2 separate regions of the Homo sapiens genome follow, and region 1 is linked to region 2. Evidence: read pairs that join two places in POLR2A ChIA-PET (ENCODE). Cell type or tissue: PC-3. All regions are shown on one strand. Each heading gives the region's core, and the rest is flanking DNA. Links, peaks and the distances in the headings are about the cores only.

Region 1 (7,210 bases), core at 960-5,959, 72 kb after region 2:
AAAAGTCCTGCATCTAATAACTGGTGGATATAGTATTAAACTTCACTCAGGTGTGGTTGGCTGCGAACCTGTTTACTCTCCACAGCATCAGGGACCCAGAAGGCAGCCAGAAACCCCGAGTCTCTGGGCAGATGGAGGGTGGAGAGCCCAGGGTGAGACAGATGAGTGAGGTACCCAGAGACCCTTTCTGCTGAGTCTGGGCAAGAGAGTTAAGACCTAGAAGCACAAGGGGACCCACTGATTCCACGCTCTGTGGTTTTCCCCCCACAAGCCCATCTGGCTGTCAGTGGCCTAGACCAGGTAGGACAAGAAATTGCCATAAGAAACCATGAACACTGCTGAGCTCCTACTGTGTGCCAGGCTCCATTCTAAGTCTTTATGTGCGCTAATTAATTTGATCCTCACATTAACCCTACAAGCTGTGTATGATTATTATCATTTTATGGAAGAAGAAACAGAGGCACAGAGAAACTAAGTAACTTGCCCAAGGTCACGCAGCTGGTAAGTAGCAGAGATAGAATTTGAACCCAAGCAGTCTGACGCCAACATCTTCACCATGATACACTACCACCTTGTGAAACAAATCCTCAATTATCTACAGCTTTCCTATGTCGGAGAAAAAGGATTACCCATGAGTGTGAAAAGAGAGGCCTGTTTGGATAATCAGAGCCAGAGATTCCTCCCTGGAAATTTTAAATTCATTTATTCCCTAAACATTTTCTGTCCACCTAGTTTGTGCCAGGCATTGTGCTGGGCACAGAAAGTAATGAGAAGATAAACTTAGTCTCTGACTTCAGGGAGATAGTCAAGAACACCTCCTTGGGAAGCACTGACAGATCCCAGGGGTTGCTGGCTTTGGCTGTGGGCTGTGTTTTATTTCATCTTCACAGGGCAGGTTCTCTATTCTATGCTGGAGGAAACTGAGGCTCAGAGAGTTTAGGACACTCACTCAGGATCACACAGCACAAGGAAGGATTTGAATAGATTTTGACACCATGCTGTCTTCTACTCTGCCATACTGCCCCCCCTCCACTGTGAAGTTCACTCCACAAGACCTGCCTCATCCCCGCCGGGGTCTCCCCTGCCCCCACTCCCCAGTGAGAGCCACCTCCTAGTGCTAATCACACCATAGGCTCTGCAAGTGCTGCTGGTGCCTGTCCCTGGCTGGAGGGTACCAGCCTTGTTTCCCTCCCAACATAGTCCCACCAAGAAGTGCTTGGCCCCAATGTGTGGTCTGATGCCATCTGGCTTGGGGGCAGGGAGGTACCCAGGAAGTGGTGGATCGTATTGTCATTGTTGTCTGTGTCTTGTATTTTGTGTATTTCCACGAACAGCCTCAGGAACGACCAGCAGTGACTGGCTTCCAGGGCTAGAGGTAGCTGCAAAAGGCTATTCAATCCATCCCCTTGCCTCTGTGTAGGGCCATGCCTGGGCCCTTCTGGCCAGGGGATTCTCTTTCATTCTCTGACGGCCTCCCCAGGGGACACTGCCCAGGGTCCCACAGCACATCTGTTTCTCAGGCTGGCCTGGGGCTGGGGCCTCGGGGTTCCCTACCTTCTCCAGGGAGTACGTCAGTGGTGCTCTGTCCCGGGGGCTGGGCTCCTCCCAGGCCAGAACCACATAGGCCTCTCGGATCTCGCTGGCATGGACATTGGTTGGCGGTGAGGGGATGGTCACAGTATCTGAAATCAGAGTCACCCGGGACCGAGATGGTTGGACCCTCAGAGACCCCCTAATCTCAGTGCCTCATTCCATGGAAGAGGGAACTACACCCCTACCCATCCCCCAGAGAGGGGCAGTAGTTGGCTCCAGGTCACTCAGCAATGCTGGGCAGAGCCGGGGCTAGAACCCAGGTCTCCCACTGCTCTGGCCAGGACTTTTCCCAATGTGTTCCCTCCTCCAGGAGGGCCACAGCCAGATGGGCCACAGTGACCCCAGCACTCTGACTGCCTCCAACTAGGCCCCACCTGCCCTCATCCCCCACACCCTGCACTGGGACAGCTTCTGCCTCTTTGCCAGCTCATGTCCCAGAGTTTTGAGAACTATACAGGAGGCCCAGTGTGTGGGAGGATCCCGCGTACCTTCAAAAGCGTCTGTGCTGATGGTGATCTTGTTTCCCAGATCAAAGGGGATCTCTAGGATGAGAAGGGAGCATGGGAGGGTGGGGGGTGGCACAGGAGGAGTTAGGCCAGGAGCTACCCCACACCAGGGTCTGCGTCCTGCCCCGTCCCAGTCCTGGCCTTGCAGCCCTCGCTGTGCAACCTCAGACAGGTGCCCTCCCTCTGGCCTCAGCTTTCTCAGGAGTCCCAAGTGGAGCCCTGCTGCTCTCAGGCCCTGGCACATGCTCTTCCTCTTGGGACAAGTGGAGACAGAGAGGAGGAGGGAGGTGCCTGGCGCTGGGCACCCTGCCACGGTGGAGCTTCTAGCACACCCAAGTCAGCGTGGCTCCCGAGGGCTGAGAGGAGGCCGTGTCCCCGCACTCGAGCTTAAGGACATCTGACAGGTGCTGGGGTAGGGTGCTCCCTCAGACTGGTCTCTCCCATGGACAGGTTTGGTTTCTCCCATTAGACTAGCTGTATCTTCCTTCTCAGGCTAGGGGTTCCTAAGGACCGGATTGTGTCTCCTCCATCAGACTGGAAGTTCTCGAGGGCTGGCCTTTGTCTCCTTCATCAGACTAGTGTTTACTGAGGGCTGGGCTGTGCTTCCTCCACCAGACTCGGGGCTCCTGAGGGCTGGATTGTCTCCTGTGTGAGACAGTCCTGAGGGTTCCCTGACTGATGTTCTAGAAAGTCGCTTAGGACCTCTGTACCCACCTGTCTTCCTCCGGGCTGCATCATGGTCACCCATGACAACCAACTCTGAGGCCTTGGAGGGGACGCTGCTGCCTACCCTGCTGATGGCTCTCACCCGGAACCGATAGCTCTGACCTTCGACGAGGCCTTGGATTGGGCACCGACAAGTCCCTCCGGGGGCCTCATGGCAGGCGATCCATTCCCCAGACTCGCCCTGGCACCTGTTGGAGACAGGCCCCCCCTTTCAGCCCCTGCCCACAATGCACACCTTCCCAATGTGAGCCTCTACAAGGGCCTTTCTCTGACTGGGGGAGCCTGCCCAGCTCATCTCTGCCAATTAAAGTTCTTCTCTCCAATGGAAGAGCCTGGCTCCAACCTCGGGCCCCCGGGAGACCTTTTCACCATCCCTGACACTGACCAGCAGCAGTGCCTTTCATGGGGCATCATCGTGAGCCTGTGACTGTGCTGTGCCCTCCACACCCAGCCCTCGTTTTATCTCCCTGGCAGTCCTAGGGGGCACGTGTGGTCACCTTCACTGCACACATGGAGGATCTGTGGCTCAGAGAGTGACAAGACCTGCCCAAGGTCACACAGTTAGGATTTACCTGAGCTTGTCCCCTCCCTAAGTTGGCATGCATTCCAGGTTGACCCTCCAAGCCTGGGCTCTCTGTACCCTCTTGGTACCATTGTTCCAGGCAGTACGACAGTGCACGTTACCCTTATTGTTACCAGCTGGTTGAGGTAGTCGTCACATGTGGGTCCAAGTCTTGTCTCCACCACTAATGACAAATGTGTCTTTGAGCAAAGTCATCTCCCCACATACTTTGGTTTCCCCATCTATAGAAGAGGGCATTAGATAGTCCCCCTCCCCTTTAGAGACGGGTCATTGGAAGGATGGAAAGAGATGAGGCATGCCCTTAGCACGGTCATGAGCCTGTCCGTGGCAGCATTAGCTATTTTCTCAAGCTGGGCCTTCAGAGCCGGCCACACTGGAAAAAGGCCGGAGGTTCTGGCCTCTCTACCTGTTTGCCTCCTCCCTTGGGGTCAGTGCTATTCCATCTCTCTCTGTCATTAGGAAGGAAACTAGCCCACGAATTCACTGTGCTCAGGGTTCAAGCACTCCCCGTTTTGCCCCTCTGGGTCAGCTCTAGAGGGTCCACAGGGCAGTGGCCGACTCCAGCATAGAATTCCAGTTATCAGCATGACAAAGACTTGGAGGTGTGGATGCCCCTCCATTGCCCCTAAATGACACAGCACAGCCTGTCTCCTGTCCTTTTCTGAGGAGCGGGGGTGTGAGGGTTCTCTGAGGTCAGACATGGGGCCTCCTCTTTGCTGTGGCTCCCACCACCAGACAGAATTCTACCCCTAGGGCCTCTGCCACTCACGAGGTCGACTCACCGCTCAATGGTGTAGGCAGTGATGGGGTTGCCCCGGGTGTCACTGGGCGGGGCCCAAGTCAGGATGAGGCAGTCTCTGTTCACATCCAGGCATCGGACGTTCAGTGGGGAGCCTGGGGCCCCGGGGTTCTCGGCCTCGGCATCTGAAACCCGGGGGTGAGAGGGAGGCCCTTCTAGTCAGTGGCCATTTGGTGACAGGCCCTTCCCACTCCCGCCCAGCATCCTCTTCTCATCCATCCTCCAGGGGCTCAGTTTTGATCTTGAGGACTGGGGCCTGAATATTAGTCCCACTACCCCCATAGCAGTATCTGAGGGAAGGATGACAGTACCATTTCTTGGGGGCCCATTTTACACCAAGTACCTGAACAAGTGGAATAATTAATTCCAGCCCCAGAGCAGCCTTCCCCTCTTTGGATGGGGAAACTGAGTCTCCTGGAGGTGAGTGAGTGACCTGCCCAAAGTCACCCAGCTGGTGAAGTGACAAAGCCAGGATGTGAACCCAGGCCCTAAGCAGTGGCCAGAATCACTCCAGCCCCACACTCAGCTCCCAGCCTCCCTGGCTCCAGCCAGGCTAACTCTCGGGCCATGTCCCTTTGGAGGGTCATAGGATGCCACGGGGAGTCTTGGAGACCCCAACCCAAAGCCCTGATTTTATGGTAGAGAAATTGAGGCCCCAAGAGAGCAGGGTCCTTGCCTAAGGTTCCACAGCAAACAAGGGGCAGAGCCCTGGTCTCTGGGCTCCTGCTGCTACCCTGCGCCCACCCATGCCCTCACCTCTCACAAGCACGTAGGTGCTCTGTTCCCGGGGTCCGAAGGGCGAGGGCACCCGGACCATGTAGAGCCCCTCGTCCTCCTTGTAGGTGCAGGACACCTTCAGGGATGCCTGGCGGTCTGTGTAGAGGATCTTCCGACGTCTCGAGGACCTCAGTAGGCTCCCTGTGGAGGGGAAGTGGGGGGCCATTGAGTTTGTGGGGGGTCCTGGTCTCACCTGGGAACCACAGAAACTGGGGGGTCTGGAGACCCTGGCTGGGCAGAGAGAGAGGCTGGTGAGGCTCAGCTCAGGCCTTGGGTGGGGGTGGTGGCCTCCAGGGCTTTGCCAAGGCAGGCAGTGGAGAACTCTCCTTTGCAGAGGGCTTGGGGAGTAGGGAAGGGCCAGTGCGGGGCTGGGGCTCAATGAGGGAGTGAGGGTTTAGGGACATAGCCAGTGACAAGGTGAGGAGTTGTAGGTTCTCTGAGGGAGTAGGAGCAAGAGAGATGGGTCCCTGTATGGGGTCAGGGGACTCAAAGAAGGAGGGCCCGTTTGGGGGAGGTGGGAGCTCAGTAAAGGGCCTGGGTCTCACTGAGAGAGCTGGGGCCTCGGTGAGGCGGGTGGAGGACGTGTCGTGGGGTCAGGGGTCAGGTAAGGGAGTGAGGGCTCTCGGGATGGGAGCTTAGGAGGTGGATGGGGACTCAGAAGTGGAGTCCAGGGCTCAGGGGCGGGCCCTGCCTTGAGGCCACACTGTGGGGCCAGCTCTTCTCTTTGCCCCATGTGAAGGATCCGCCCTCCATTCAGCACCTCCATTCTGGAAGATCTACACGTTTGGGAAGACGTCTCAGCCTTGTTATTGCAGCTGTCAGGGATCCTGATGGCTCCCATACTCCCTGCTCCCAGCAGGTGCAGCCTCCCTGGGCTCAGAGCTGGGGGTGCCAGAGGGGCACTGTACTCTGGGTCCTTAGGCTATAGGCCTAGTCATGGATTGGGTAGGAGGTCCAGCCGTCGTCCTCCTCCCTCACTGGGCCACGTCTTCCTGCCTTGGCTCTGACCAGGCTTCTCAAGGCCTCGCCTGAGACATCCCCAGAGGCCTCCCAGCCCACGGGTCAGCAACTGTATCTGCACCACCACCCTGACTCTGCAAAGTCCGATGCAACTGTTGCAGCCTGCCCTGAGCACTTGTGGTGCCCTCCTGCCTCCCGATCTTGGGGCTCTGTTCCCATTGCTTTGAGTGCCCTCACTCACTTTTTTTTTTTTTTTTTTTTGAGATGGAGTCTTGCTCTTGTCCCCCAGGCTGGAGTGCAATGGTGCCATCTCGGCTCACTGCGACCTCTGCCTCCTGGGTTCAAGCGATTCTCCTGCCTCAGCCTCCCGAGTAGCTAGATTACAGGCACCCACCAACATGCCTGGCTAATTTTTGGTATTTTTAGTAAAGATGGGGTTTTGCCATGTTGGCTAGACCTGAACTCTTGACCTCAGGTGATCCACCCACCTCAGCCTCCCAGAGTGCTAGGATTACAGGTGTGAGCCACCACGCCTGGCCTCCCTCCCTCACTCTTAGGGAGGTAATGATGCATGCAAATGGCTGAGCAGGTGCCTGGTCAGTGCCAGCGGCTACAATTGTGCTGATGGCTTCCTCCCTCCTCCCAGGTGGACACAGCCCCCTGGGCTCATGCACATCTGCCCCTACCATTTACCCCAGCCCTAACCCAGGGCCTGGCACCCCACAGATGCTTGGTGGCCATTTATGGGGTGGCATGATCTGACCACACCTGGCTGCACTCCCGCTCTCCTCTGCCTCTTCAGCACTTTAGCACAGTTGGTACTGGTTGGGGAGAGTCTCTGTCCGCTAGGGGTCCTCTCTGGCTCTGAGTTGAGCTTTGGAGGGGCCAGCTCTGGAGGCTGGGGGCCAGGACTGGGGGTCCTTACCATCTCGGAACCACTGGATGCTCTCAGCATCTAACACATCTTCCGAAAACAAGCATGACAGGGAGAAGGGTTCCTTCTCACGAGCAAAGACTGGCTTCAGCACCGAGGTGAATTCCACGCTGGGGCCAAACGTCGATCCTGGCGTGGGAATGAAATTTGGGGCAGAAGTTTTTGAGGCAGCCAGCCTGGCCTGGGACTTAGGAGTGAGGAAATTTCTGGGGCATCCCTTCTCTTCTGGGTCTTGACTAGGAGAAGGGGACCTGGCCTTGGGGTAGGAGGGGAAGAGACTTATCTAGGTAGTGGTCAGAGCAGCCAAAGAGCAAACATCCCAAGGCCAAGTC
Region 2 (7,210 bases), core at 1,198-6,197:
CAGTTATGTGCTGGTAAATGTTTAACAACTGGCTCCATAGGAGGGAAAAAAAAGATCTTGATTTATAGCATTTGTCGATTTCTGTGGTGTAAATAACTCTACCTTGTCTAATTTCAAGCTACCTGAAGTAACTCAACATAAGGGTTGATTCAAGCAGACTCCAGCACACTGCTTAGATATAGCCCTTGATTTTAGACTTTGCAGGTTTCTGTTCTGGAGAAACTTCCATACCCTCTTTCTTTTTTTTTTTTAATTTTTAAAATTAAATTTTATTTATATTAATTTTATTTTTATTAAATAAAATTTATATTTTATTATATATAATTTATATGCTATTTTATTTATATTATATTAATTTTATTTATATTAAATTTATAAGGCATTATTCCTTAATCTTTTTATATGTTCTAGAAGAGTTTAAGCTACCTTAAATTCATATATCCTCTTTCTTAAAAATTTGTAGTGCTTGGAGACTCCCATCCCCCAGATACTGGCTGTTGCCAGAACATGCGAAACTCTTGCAGTCAGATGATGCAAAAGGCTATAAATAAAAATAAAGGATCCCAAAGGAATGACCTGCTGAAAATATGACAAGATGGAAAACTCATATAAGTAGAGAGTGCTGTTCATGGTCATGTGTTAGAACCAAAAGCCAGCGATGAACTCTGGAAAGATGAGTTAATGGAATACGAGTCCCTAAAGCATTTAGGCTGGGAGGAAGTGCCACCTCCTCTCCGTAGCTTTTCTGATTTATCTCAGGAAGAAATAATTCCTCCTTCCTTAGTAGATCCCAAATACTTACACCTCAGTTGCTTTTTTTATTTTTAGAATTGCATTGCATCTAGAATGTATTTTACAGAATACATCCAAACTCCTTAGTTTGGCAGAGAGGCCTTTTATTAAATGAATTTTCAAAGAGGTGGGTGGGACAACAGGAAGAACACAAGCTTCGGAGCTTGATTGATTCTGGGTTCAACTCCTGCTGCACTGCTTACTGCTGTGATACTTCAGGCCAGTTTCCTAACCTAGGCCTCGGTTCTTCATTCCTTTTTTCTTTTTTTTTTTTGAGACAGAGTCTTGCTCTGTTGCCCAGGCTGGAGTGCAGTGGCACAATCTTGGCTTACTGCAACCTCTGTCTCCCAGGTTCAAGCAATTCTCCTGCCTCAGCCTCCCAAGTAGCTGGGATTACAGGCGCCTGCCACCACGCCTGGCTAATTTTTTTGTATTTTTACTAGAGATGGGGTTTCACCATGTTGGCCGGGCTGGTTTTGAACTCCTGACCTCAAGTAATCCACCCGCTTCGGCCTCCCAAAGTGCTAGGATTACAGGTGTGAGCTACCGCACCTGTCCAGTTTCTTCATTCTTAAATACCTTCCTTATAAGGTTGACACAGACGGAAATGACAGAAGACATGTCAGGTGCCTAATACACCACCTGTTATGTGTTAAGGATGCAAGAAATGATCTGTTCTTTCTGTTTACTGGTGAAACATTTCCTGCTTGTTCAAATCTTTATATTTTTGGAGATGTGCTTTCCTATTAATGAGTTAGTTTATTTACACAGACTCCTAACAAATATTTAGAGCAAAATTCTCTGTGGACTGAATCTCTGATTCTGCTGTCTTTAATGTCTAGTGGTTTTATTTGTTTGTTTTTTTGAGACAGGGTCTTGCTCTGTCGCCCAGGCTGGAGTGCAATGGTGCCATCGTGGCTCACCGCAACCTCTGCCTCCTGGGTTCAAGTGATTCTCCTGCCTCAGCCTTCCGGGGAGCTGGGATTTCAGGTGCCCACCACCATGCCTGGCTAATTTTTGTATTTTTAGTAGAAATGGGGTTTCATCATGTTGGCCAGGCTGGTCTCGAACTCCTGACCTCAAGTGATCCGCCTGCCTCAGCCTCCCAAAGTGCTGGGATTACAGGTGTGAGCCACCGCACCTAGCTTAATGTCTAGTGGTTTTGCAGGACGAGGACACAGATAAATTCTTGGGCTCAGGGGTCAGGTATACCCCTTCCCAGGCAGAAAGTAAGATACCATGAAAATTGTTCTTAAATGTGATCTAAGTACTACAGGAAGGTGATGAGGGGACCTCACCAAATGCAGGATGTAACCAGAAGTGACACTGGTACCCCTGCTAAGGACTGGGCACTAATGCCATAGCATCTCCTTCAACCCTCACATTAACCCTATGGTGGTAGAATGACTCCTATTTTGCTAATGACAAAACTACATGCATTTACTCAACAATCTTCCTTGTGCACCTACTACATGCCAGGTATTTTCTAGGTGCTGGAGGTAGAGCATGGGCAAAAGGGACAAAAATCCCTGTCCCTGTGGAAGTGACATTAACAAGGTAATAAATAAGTTAAGGAAGTAAAATATAGAGCATGTCAGGTGGTGCTAAGAGCATGGAGAAAAATAAAGAAGAGTAGGAGCGTGGGGGATGCGTGAGGCTGCAATTTGATTTCTTTCTGGTTTTTTTTTTTTTTTTTTTTTTTTTTTTTGAGACAGAGTCTTGCTCTGTCACCCAGGCTGGAGTGCAGTGGCATGATCTCGGCTCACTGCAACCTTAGCCTCCCAGGTTCAAGCAATTCTCCTGCTCAGCTTCCCAAGTAGCTAGGATTACAGGCATGCACCACCATGCTCGGCTAACTTTTGTACTTTTAGTAGAGACGGGGTTTCACCATGTTGGTCAGGCTGGTCTTGAACTCCTGACCTCAAGCAATCCACCCGCCTTGGCCTCCTAAAGTGCTGGGATTACAGGCGTGAGCCACTGTGCCCAGCCTGCAATTTGATTTAAAGTGACTAGGGCGGCTGGGCAAGGTGGCTCATGCCTGTAATCCCAGCACTTTGGGAGGCCAAGGCAGGTGGATCATCTGAGGTCAGGAGTTCAAAATCAGCCTGGCCAACATGGTGAAACTCCACCTCTACTAAAAATACAAAATTAGCTGGGCATGGTGGCACATGCCTGTAATCCTAGCTACTTGGGAGGCTGAGGCAGGAGAATCGCTTGAACCTTGGAGGTGGAGGTTGCAGTGAGCCGAGATCGTGCCATTGCACTCCAGCCTGGGCGACAGAGCGAGACTCCATCTCAAGAAAAATAAATAAATAAATAAATAGAATAAATACATAAATAATTAAAGTAACCAGGAAATGTCTCATGGAGATGACCTTGGAACAAAGACATGGAGAAGGCAAGGGAGGTGGCCACGAGGATAACTTGTTCAGAAACTGACCTGGGGTTCCCAGGAATTGACAGGGCGGGTACTGGAATCTCTGTCTGGCTCTAAGGCCAGTGCTCTCCTTTCAACAAGGCTCTTTTTCAAGAAGCAGTGTCGCTGTCGTCCAAGCAGGCTGTGTGCGTGTGATGCTGTGTGCGCGCACATATGTGCTATTTAGGAATGTGTTATATTTCCATGGGTAGACCCTGTGGGGACCCAAGCTTCCCTACTGACATCTTCCAGAGGCTGAGGCCTCACATTGTTGGTTTTCATGGAAACTTGGCAACTTTCTAGTTATCCCGCCCTGAGCCCTGCACCACATTCCAATGGTTTTATTTGTGTGCCTTGGAGCTGTGCCAGGGCTGGGCCTGGGACAGGTTGCCATGGCGACCTCCCCACTCTTTCCAGATAAGAATTTCTCAAGGATGTTGACGTTGGGCCTGAAATAGTTCTACCCTGCTCTCAGCCCGTAGGAGGATGAACTTTGGCATGGAGAACTGAGTTAGGAAACCTACTCATTCCCTCAGTCTTTCAATTTGTGTACACTGAATCCTGGGTAAGAAAGACTTCTCGGGAGGGTACTCCAGGGCCCCCCAGCTTTAGGATTGAGGATGGCTTTGCTTAGGTACTAGAAGAGCTTCTTTCAGTTTTTCCATTCCAGTTGTTATATTCAGTGCTTGCCTTTGAGAGCCCTGCTAACATAAGATATTTTTTTTTCTTTTTTTTTCGAGATGGAGTCTCGCTCTTGTCATCCAGGCCGGAGTTCAGTGGTGCGATCTCAGCTCACTGCAACCTCTGCCTCCGAGGTTCAAGTGATTCTCCTTCCTCAGCCTCCCGAGTAGTTGGGATTACAGGTGCCCGCCACCATGCCCAGCTCATTTTTGTATTTTTTTAGTAGAGATGGGGTTTCACCATGAGAGCCAGGCTGGTCTCGAACTCCTGACCTCAAGTGATCTGCCCGCCTCAGCACCCCAAAGTGCTGGGATTATAGGTGTGAGCCACTGTGTCCAGCTTTTTTTTTTTTTTTTGAGATGAAGTCTTGTTGTGTGGCCCAGGCTGGAGTGCAGTGGTACAATCTTGGCTCGCTGCAACCTCTGCCTCCTGGGTTCAAGCAGTTCTTGTGTCTCAGCCTCCCTTGTGGCTGGGATGATAGGCATGTGCCACCACGCCCAGCTAATTTTTGTATTTTTAATAGAGACGGGGTTTCACCATGTTGCCGAGGCTGGTCTTGAACTCCTGGACTCAAACAATCCTCCTGCCTTGGCTTCCCAAAGTGTTGGGATTACAGGTGTGAGCCACTGCACCTGTCCTGAAAGAACAACTGTCACTGGGAATTTGCTTTCAGAAAGAAAAAATGTCAGTGTTCATGCCTTTAACTCAAAATAATTCTTAAGCCAAAATAGCATATTTTGGGGTGGCGTATTCTTCCGCCCTTCACTTTTTTTCCCAGTAAATATTATTTTGAGTGAATAAAGTGACTCATCCAAAAATTCTTTTTTTTTTTTGATGACTTGTCCAAATTCACTGCATCAGTTATCTATTTCTGTATAACAAAACACTCTTGGATTTAGTGGCTTATGACAACACTGTCTTATTTGTTTATGATTCTGTGGGTCAGCTATTTGAGGTGGGATGGATGGTTCTTCTCCTGGTCTTGGCCGAGACCACTTGCAACTGCAGTCGGCTGGGGGTTTGGCTGGGAGCTGGTTGATCTGGGGCCTCAGCCAGGGTATGTTTTTGCTCCTTGTGGTCTTACGTCCAACAGGCTAGTGTCCTGGGCTTCTTTCTGAGAAAGTGAGGCTGAGGGCCTCTTCAGGGGCAGATCCTGAAGCAGTTCTAGGGGTCTTCTCTAAAGAAAATAAAAGCCATTAATATGAAATTAGGTCCAGAGCCTTGGAAGAGGCCGGTGCAAGTAAAGGGCCCAAAGCTTGAGCTGCAGGAGCCTCCCAGAACATCCGCCTTTGGTCTTCTCTGCTCTTGGATCCTCAGTGAGACTTGATGGGGTCTGACATCATTCTTACCCTTGAGAATGGGCCAGGGAACTAGCATGACATGGAACAGGGCCTCTTCTCAGTGACACACCTAAGAACCCTCTCCCTCCTCCCCAACTTGCCCCTCTCCTCTCAATCTTGAAGCTGCTATTGCTGTACTTCATCACGCTGAATTTATTGAGACACAAACTTTTATCAGGCTTTAGATTTTATTTTATTTTATTTTTTTTGAGATGGATCCTCACTCTGTCACCCAGGCTGGAGTCCATCTTGGCTTACTGCAACCTCCACCTCCCGGGTTCAAGCAATTCTCCCACCTCAGCCTCCCGAGTAGCTGGAATTTCAGGCGAGTGACACCACATCTGGTTAATTTTTGTATTTTTAGTAGAGATGGGGTTTCACAATGTTGGCCAGGATGGTCTGGAATTCCTGACCTCAGGTGATCCGCTCGCCTCGGCCTCCCAAAGTGCTGGGATTACAGGCATGAGCCACTGGACCCCGCCAGATTTTATTTTATTTTATGAGTCAGGATCTCAATGTGTCGCCGTTGGAGTGCAGTGGCGCGATCATGGCTCATGCAGCCTCAAACTCTCCATCTCAAGTGATCCTCCAACTTCAGCCTCCTAAATAGCTAGGACTGTAGGTACTCCACAAATGCCTGGTGAATTTTTGTTTACTTTTTGTAGAAACAGAGTCTCACTATATTGCCCGGGCTGGTCTCAAAACTCCTGGATTTAAGTGATCCTCTCCTTGGCTTCCCAAAGCTCTGGGATTACAGATGTGAGCCACTGCCCCTGGCCTAGGCTTTAGATTTAAAAATTCAACTCCTGCCCCTATTTCCCCCCACAAATATGCTCTCTGGCATAAATTTCAAAGGTCTATTTGAAACTCAAAAGCTAAGAATGGACTCTTTGTTCTGCTGTATCCCCCATCACTTCCTGAGGGAATGAGCTTCAAATGTCCTACCTGCTTCCCAAATGGGCGGAAAGATTCAGGAACAAAGCCCACATTAGATAACAGTATAAAATAGCTTCCGGCTGCATGGTTAGAACTGTTTATTTACACAGGTTTAGGAGCACCAGGTGAAAAATGTGAGCTTTGCCCTCACTTGGGGTTCAAATTTACCTGGGCATGTTTGGTGGGGGATGGAACCACACCGTAGGTGCAATTGTGTTCCAGAGAGAGAGGCGACAATGGAGAAGAAGGAATACACCATGCTAGGCTCAGACGTGGGGCCTTGGGTGGGATGTAGGCAGTGGCTCTTTGCACGGGGTGTGGCTATAACTGGGACCTCCAGGTGGTGGCTCATGGTTGCACTGGGGAAGTAAACTAATCTAGGCATAAAAGTTGATGAAGCTGTAGCACCAGGAGTCCAAGCTGTGAAGGAAGTTGAGTCCTTCCTCCGCCAGCAGCAGACTGTGAGCTGCAGAGTCAAATATGTAAGTAGCAATTATTGGTGAGGCTGTTGGCAGCTCATGGACAAGAACAGAGGTTGTTGGCAGGCAGGCAAATAGCAAGGGCAAGGTCAGTGGCCCTGGTTGGGTTCTGGGTCTGGTGTGATGGTAGTGAGAACTGCAAGAACTCTTTTCACCTAATGACTCCAAACTCCTGTGCTAAGAGATTTGACCAGCCCTAGCATGGCTTCTAGCAGCCTAAGGTGGCATCTCTGGGACCATCCAGCCCCCTTTTAAGTTCCTGTCTGTAAAATCTCCGGGCTGTCAAAAGAATTAACTGTTTGTTGCAGCCAGCACCTAACATAGACCCCTGACCTCCCTTTTGCAAAGCATTCATGCAAAGGGCTTCCTATTGAGACTCCTTCCTCTGCCCCTTTGAGATGTGTGTCTATCTCCTACAACTTACCTTTCTCAAAGACCTGAAAGCCATTCCTTTGAAATGTGATTATCAGGAGGGCCTCTGTCTCCCAGTCTCTGTGGGAGGACAGAATCCCGACCTTGTTGATCACCAGCTAGCAGACACAGCTGGCCGACTGCATTTTCACTTG

Evidence for each region. ChIA-PET counts read pairs that join two places held together with the same protein. Peaks named below come from ENCODE experiments on the same cell type or tissue, not always from the same donor. Only the 100,000 strongest peaks of a DNase experiment are listed, where the experiment ranks them.
Region 1: POLR2A ChIA-PET joins it to region 2 with 5 read pairs; 5 of 35 experiments call an interaction of 5 or more read pairs at or near these places.

What each region holds. Positions count from the first base shown.
Region 1 is chr1:24,087,984-24,095,193 of GRCh38, forward strand. It overlaps MYOM3 (myomesin 3), which reads right to left. Exons shown (of 37, transcript NM_152372.4): 9 at 6,870-7,007; 10 at 4,964-5,125; 11 at 4,191-4,332; 12 at 2,814-3,013; 13 at 2,082-2,135; 14 at 1,555-1,682. Among named protein-coding and RNA genes, the nearest start is that of MYOM3, 21 kb to the right of the region's middle. RefSeq lists an enhancer at 4,996-5,659. In PC-3, for the core only: no CTCF peak of the experiment used is centred there; no DNase peak of the experiment used is centred there.
Region 2 is chr1:24,015,411-24,022,620 of GRCh38, forward strand. All of the region lies in intron 1 of LOC105376863 (a long non-coding RNA gene), which reads left to right. Among named protein-coding and RNA genes, the nearest start is that of SRSF10, 39 kb to the left of the region's middle. In PC-3, for the core only: no CTCF peak of the experiment used is centred there; a DNase peak (open chromatin) is centred at 3,601; H3K4me3 peaks cover 492 bases; H3K27ac peaks cover 1,796 bases.